Regions from separate parts of the Homo sapiens genome. Here region 1 is linked to region 2. Evidence: read pairs that join two places in POLR2A ChIA-PET (ENCODE). Cell type or tissue: Panc1. All regions are shown on one strand. Links, peaks and the distances in the headings refer to the core of each region. The heading gives the core; the rest is flanking DNA. Region 1 overlaps SLMAP (sarcolemma associated protein). Region 2 overlaps SLMAP (sarcolemma associated protein).

Region 1 (2,932 bases), core at 238-2,737, 72 kb before region 2:
TGTGGGTTGTCTTGGTGGTGTTGATTGTGGTAAAATATGCATAACATAAAATGTACCATTTGTACAATTTTAAGTGTACATTTCAGTGGCATTAAGTACATTCACAGTGTTGTGTAACTATAACCTCCATTTCCAGAACTTTTTCATCATCCCAAACAGAAACACTGTACCCATTAAATAATAACTCTCCCTTCCCCCTCCCCCAGCCTCTAGTAACCTCTATTCTACTTTCTGTCTCTAGGACTTTGCCTATTCTAGGTGCTTCAAATAAGTGGAATCATATAGTATTTGTCCTGATAGTATCTTTTAAAGTGTAAATATTTTTAATTTTGATGAAGTCCAATTTATCTATTTTTATTTTTATAAGTAATTTTTAGTAATTAAAACATTTTAAATTCATGTTGTCACTTGTGCCTTTGGTGTCATTTCTAAGAAGCCATTGCCTAATTTAAGGCCATAAACATGTATTTTAACCATTTTGAGTACTCTCTTACTTGGCTCTCCCTTCTATATTTAAAACATCCACCAATATAACTATCAAAGGTTTTATGGGAGGAGTTTTATTAAGTGTTCTGCTCTTTTTTGTTGTTGTTAAGATCAGAATAGTAGTTTTCAAACGGTAGAGTCTTCTGGGATGTTTAGTAAAATAAAAGTCCCTCAGCTGTTTTGTGTATTTGTAATAAACTTCCAGGAGACTTTGCATGATGTGGTTGAAAGAGTGTGGAATTAGGATAGTCTAGCCTGGTAATTAAGAGCATGGATCGTGGAGCCTGACTACCTGGGTGTGAATCGTGGCTGTGTCACTTCCTGGCTGATTTTGGACAAGTCACTTGTTCTCTCTGGACCTTCGTTTCCTCCCTCATAGGATTGTTGCAAGGATTAGCTAGGATATAGCTATAAAGCACTTAGAATATCTGCAAAGCACTTAGAACGATTTGGCAACAGTCACCATATAAGTATTAGCTATTATTATACCCTTTAAGTCACAGTAATGTCATTTCTAGAGACCTAATCTAAGAACATTATCAGAGATGTTACATAAAGATGTGTGTATAACAGTTTCATCACAGAGACTGATTATAAAATTAACCACATATAGTCAGTAGACATATGGTTAAATAAATTAATGAAATGTCATATAACCATTAAGTCACATTGTCAAAAATACTTAATGCCTTGGGATGATATCAGTGAAAATGTCAAAAATGCAACTATATGTAGAATATGTCTCTAAAATTTTTTAAAAATTCAAGGCAAGGGGCTGGATATGGTGGCTCATGTCTGTAATCTCAGCACTTTGGGAGACCGAGGTGAGAGATCACTTGAGGCCAGGAGTTCGAGACCAGCTTGGGCAATGTAGTAGGACCCCCGTCTCTATAATTTTTTTTTTTAAATTAGTCGAGCATGGTGGCATGTGCCTATAGTCCCAGCTACATGGGAGGCTGAAGCAGAAGGATCACTTGAGCCCAGGAGTTGGAGGTTACAGTGAGCTATGATTGTACCACTGCCCTCCAGCCTGGGTGACAGAGTGAGATCCTGTATCTTAAAAAAAAAAAAAAAAAAAAGCCAGGTGTGGTGGCTCACGCCTGTAATCCCAGTACTTTGGGAGGCTGAGGCAGGCGGATCACCTGAGGTCGGGAGTTTGAGACCAGCCTGACCAACATGGAGAAACCTTGTCTCTACTAAAAATACAAAATTAGCCAGGCGTGGTGGTGGGTGCCTGTAATCCCATCTACTTGGGAGCCTGAGGCAGGAGAATCGCTTGAACCCGGGAGGTGGAGGTTGCAGTGAGCTAAGATCGCGCCATTGCACTCCAGCCTGGGCAACAAGAATGAAACTCCATCTCAAAAAAAAAAAAAAAGTACGAGGCAGGAGAGTGGAATGTTAGTCGTGTAATGCATATAAAGCAATATGTTAAACTGTTGATGTGGTTATTCTTGGAAGCTGGGAGGTGTTATTTCAATTTTCTTCTGTACTTTATTATATTCTTCTGATTTCAATAAGTATTTTATACTTGGAAAAACAAAATAAATTATTTTTGAAAAAGATTAAATGAAAAGCCTCATAATGTGAATAGGAAACCTGAGTTTAGTACCAGTTATGTTATTAAATAGTTAGAAACCTTGGATTAATTTTATCTCTTCCTTGAGGAGCACAGTTTGCTTATCTGCAAAGTGATGAGTTGGGCTAAAATAGACAGTATGGTAGAGCGGTAAAGATCTGGAAGTCAGGAGTGAGGAATTAGGGATGACAGCTGTGGAGGTCACTGCAATGGGTTCATATCCTGGTTTCACCTCTTATTACCTTGGTGACTTTTGGCAAGAAATTTAGCTTCATTGTGCCTCAGGTTGTTTTTCATTTGTAAAGTGCAGATAATAATAATACCTCATATGGGGCTGTGAAAATTAAATGAGTTAATATATGTGAAGGCATACATGGCATGGCACACGGTAAAGACTAAATAAATGTTAACTAATTTTATTGGTATGTAAGCTCCTTTCTAAGCAGTCATTTATTACCAAGAATATTTTTAGTGAGGTGGGTGGTTTCTTAAATTTGTCTGTCATTTGAAAGTTTAACTAATTTTTTATTTAGGTATTTTCAGGATTGCTGAAGCTGTCTGTTTGTGAAGTAGAATATTTTGGACTTTGGACTTGCTTTGTTTACTTGTCTTGTTCTTATATAGGCGGCTGCTTTGGGGCCCTAAGTTACCTCATTGATGAGGGTATTTTGTAGTCCTTTTTAGCACTAAAAATCTCATACTTGATTTTCTAGAGTGTTTTCTGACTCTCTTTGTTTTGAAACTAATGTTGTATGCAGCTTAATCTAAGTTGCATGGGCTGTTAGGTTGTAGCTATTTTTCCTCAACTGATGTTTTAATTTTAAATTTAGGAAATGGCATAAAACCCAAGAGAATATATATTATAGCTCA
Region 2 (2,932 bases), core at 301-2,800:
TATTTAGAGTTGTAAAATTACTGATTCATTTTTTTCCAGTTCCAGTTGGTTCAGATGAAAATAATAGTAGACTGTTTTCATATTGTATTAATATAATTGTTAAAGACTCCTTGATTTTAAGAATAAATATTTTAGATACTTAAAGGTAACTCCTTGCCATAATTATTTTTTCCTTATTTGTGTGCTTGCTTTTTTGGTGGTGATATATTGAGTTACGGTATGATAGTGACTAATAGAATATTTTAAAAGAAACTAAGCAATAAATTTCTAGATGTACACGAAAACTTAGTTAAGGGTGGACTTTGGAATAAGATGCGTCACTTAATTCCATTCCAAATCACTTATAATAATGAACCAATTTTCAAGTATCCCAGTATTACCAATGTCCATACCCATATTATATAATTTTAACTAAATTATTCTTTAAATAGTAGAGAGCCAAATATAGTTGTAAGAGAATATTTTTAAATATCTGAAGATGTTAAAATTAATAATACTAATACTTTCAGTGAATCCCATTTTAAAAATTAAATATAATGTAGCTACTAAAAGCACAGGTTTTGTACTGTAAATTTTTTGTGTGTCTTATCTAATAAGCATAAGCTGAATGTATCTTAGAGAGTAAAGGACAGTGTTGTCCGAAATAAACATAAGGCTGGGTGTGGTGGCTCACACCTATAATCCCAGCACTTTGGGAGGCCAAGGTGGAAGGATTGCTTGTGTCCAGGAGTTCAAGACCAGCCCGAGCAACATAGTGAGAACCCATCTCTATAAAAAAATTAAAAATTAGCTGGGCATAGTGGTGTGCACCTGTAGACCCAGCTCCTCAGGAGGCTAGATGGGAGAATCACTTGATCCCAGGAGGTCAAGGCTGCAGTGAGTCATGATCACACCACTGTACTCAGCCTGGGTGACAGAGTGAGACCCCATCTCAAAAAAATAAAAAATAAACATAATGAGAGCCACATACATAATTTTAAATTTTCTGCTGGGCAAAGTAGCTTGCTCCTGTAATCCCAGCAAGGGAGGATTGTTTGAGCCCAGAAGCTCGAAACCAGCCTGGGCAACATAGTGAGACCCCATCTCTAAAAAGAAAAAAAAAATTTTTTTTTTAAATTAGTGAGGTGTGGTGGCATGTGCCTGTAATCCCAGCACTTTGGGAGGCTAAGCAGGGAAGACTGCTTGAGGCCATTAGTTTGAGACCAGCCTGGGCAACATAGTGAGACTTCTGTCTCTACACAAAATTTAAAAATTAGCCAAGTGTGGTAGTACACACCTGTGGTCCTAGGTAGTTGGGAGGCTGAGGAGGGAGGATCCCTTGAGCCCAGAAATTCAAGGTTGCAATGAACTATGATTGTGCCACTGTACTCCAGCCTGGACAACAGAGTAAGACCCTGTCTCTTAATTTAAAAAAATTCTGGCAGCCACATTGTATTAGTCAGGGTTCTCTAGAGGGACAGAACTAATGGAATATATATATATATATATATATATATAAAATATATATATGTGTATTATATATAAAAATATATATTATATATGTGTGTATTATATATAATATATATTATATATATTATATATGTGTGTATTATATATAATATAATATATGTTATATGTGTGTATTATATATAATATATGTGTGTATTATATATAATATATATTATATATGTGTATTATATATAATATATATTATATGTGTATTATATATATAATATATATTATATATATTATATATATAAAGGGGAGTTTATTAAGTATTAACTCACACAATCACAAGGTCCCACATAGGCCATCTGCAAGCTGAGGAGCAAGGAGAGCCAGTCTGAGTTCCAAAACTGAAGAACTTGGAGTCTGATGTTCGAGGACAGGAAGCATCCAGCACAGGAGAAAGATGTAGGCTGGGAGGCTAGGCCAGTCTCTCTTTTCACATTTTTCTGACTGCTTATATTCTAGCTGCACTGGCAGCTGATTAGGTTGTGCCCACCCAGATTAAGGGTAGGTCTGCCTTTCCCAGCCTACTGACTCAAATGTTAATCTCCTTTGGCAACAACCTCACAGACACACCCAGGATTAATACTTTGTATCCTTTAATCCATTCAAGTTGACACTCAGTATTAACCACCACACACATTAAAAATATAAAAAGCTGGGTGCAGTGGTACATGCCTGTTGTCCCAGTTACTTGGGAGGCTAAGGTAGGAGGATCCCTTGAGGCCAGGAGTTTGAGGTTGTAGTGCACTACAATCACACCTGTGAATAACTACTGCACTTGATCCTAGACAACATAGCAAGATCCCATCTCTATTATATATATATATATATATATATATATATAATATATATAAACAAAACAAATTCTAATGATCTATTTTGCCTACAGCATCCAAAATATTTCAATATTAATAAATATTAAAATGATTAATAAATTATTCATAAAATTTCATATCACTGTTTTCTTACTAATTCATTGAAATCATTGTACATTTGTTTTATGCTTAGGACATCTCAATTAGAGCTAGCCACATTTGAAGGGTTTAGTAACTACAGTAGCTAATGGCTATAGTATTAGATAACACAGGTATATAAATAAAAATCCATAGGAAACTCATTTATATAAATAAAATGTATTTTAAGTAGAGTGGTTCTCTATCTTTTTATATTAATATCAGATTTTATCTAAACCAGTTTAGTAAATATTTTAATGTAGAGTTCAGATAAAAGTGTGATTGTTAGCTTTGTAAGTAATGGTAGGATGTCCCTCTTTAATAAATGTCATCTTAAGTTCTTTGATATTAGTCTGAAATATGTTTCAAATATGTTTTGTAAAGTCCTTTAGTTAAGTTAAAATATCATTCCAAATGAGTTTATATATATATAACATGATGATGTAGTTTGAGTTTTTAAAGTGTTACCATAGCTAAAATGGGATTTA

The links. Peaks named below come from ENCODE experiments on the same cell type or tissue, not always from the same donor. Only the 100,000 strongest peaks of a DNase experiment are listed, where the experiment ranks them.
Region 1: POLR2A ChIA-PET joins it to region 2 with 7 read pairs; 4 of 35 experiments call an interaction of 5 or more read pairs at or near these places.

The regions. Positions count from the first base shown.
Region 1 is chr3:57,795,639-57,798,570 of GRCh38, forward strand. The region is part of intron 2 of SLMAP (sarcolemma associated protein); the gene reads left to right. Among named protein-coding and RNA genes, the nearest start is that of SLMAP, 41 kb to the left of the region's middle. In Panc1, for the core only: no CTCF peak of the experiment used is centred there; no DNase peak of the experiment used is centred there; H3K27ac peaks cover 322 bases.
Region 2 is chr3:57,867,326-57,870,257 of GRCh38, forward strand. All of the region lies in intron 13 of SLMAP (sarcolemma associated protein), which reads left to right. Among named protein-coding and RNA genes, the nearest start is that of SLMAP, 110 kb to the left of the region's middle. In Panc1, for the core only: no CTCF peak of the experiment used is centred there; no DNase peak of the experiment used is centred there.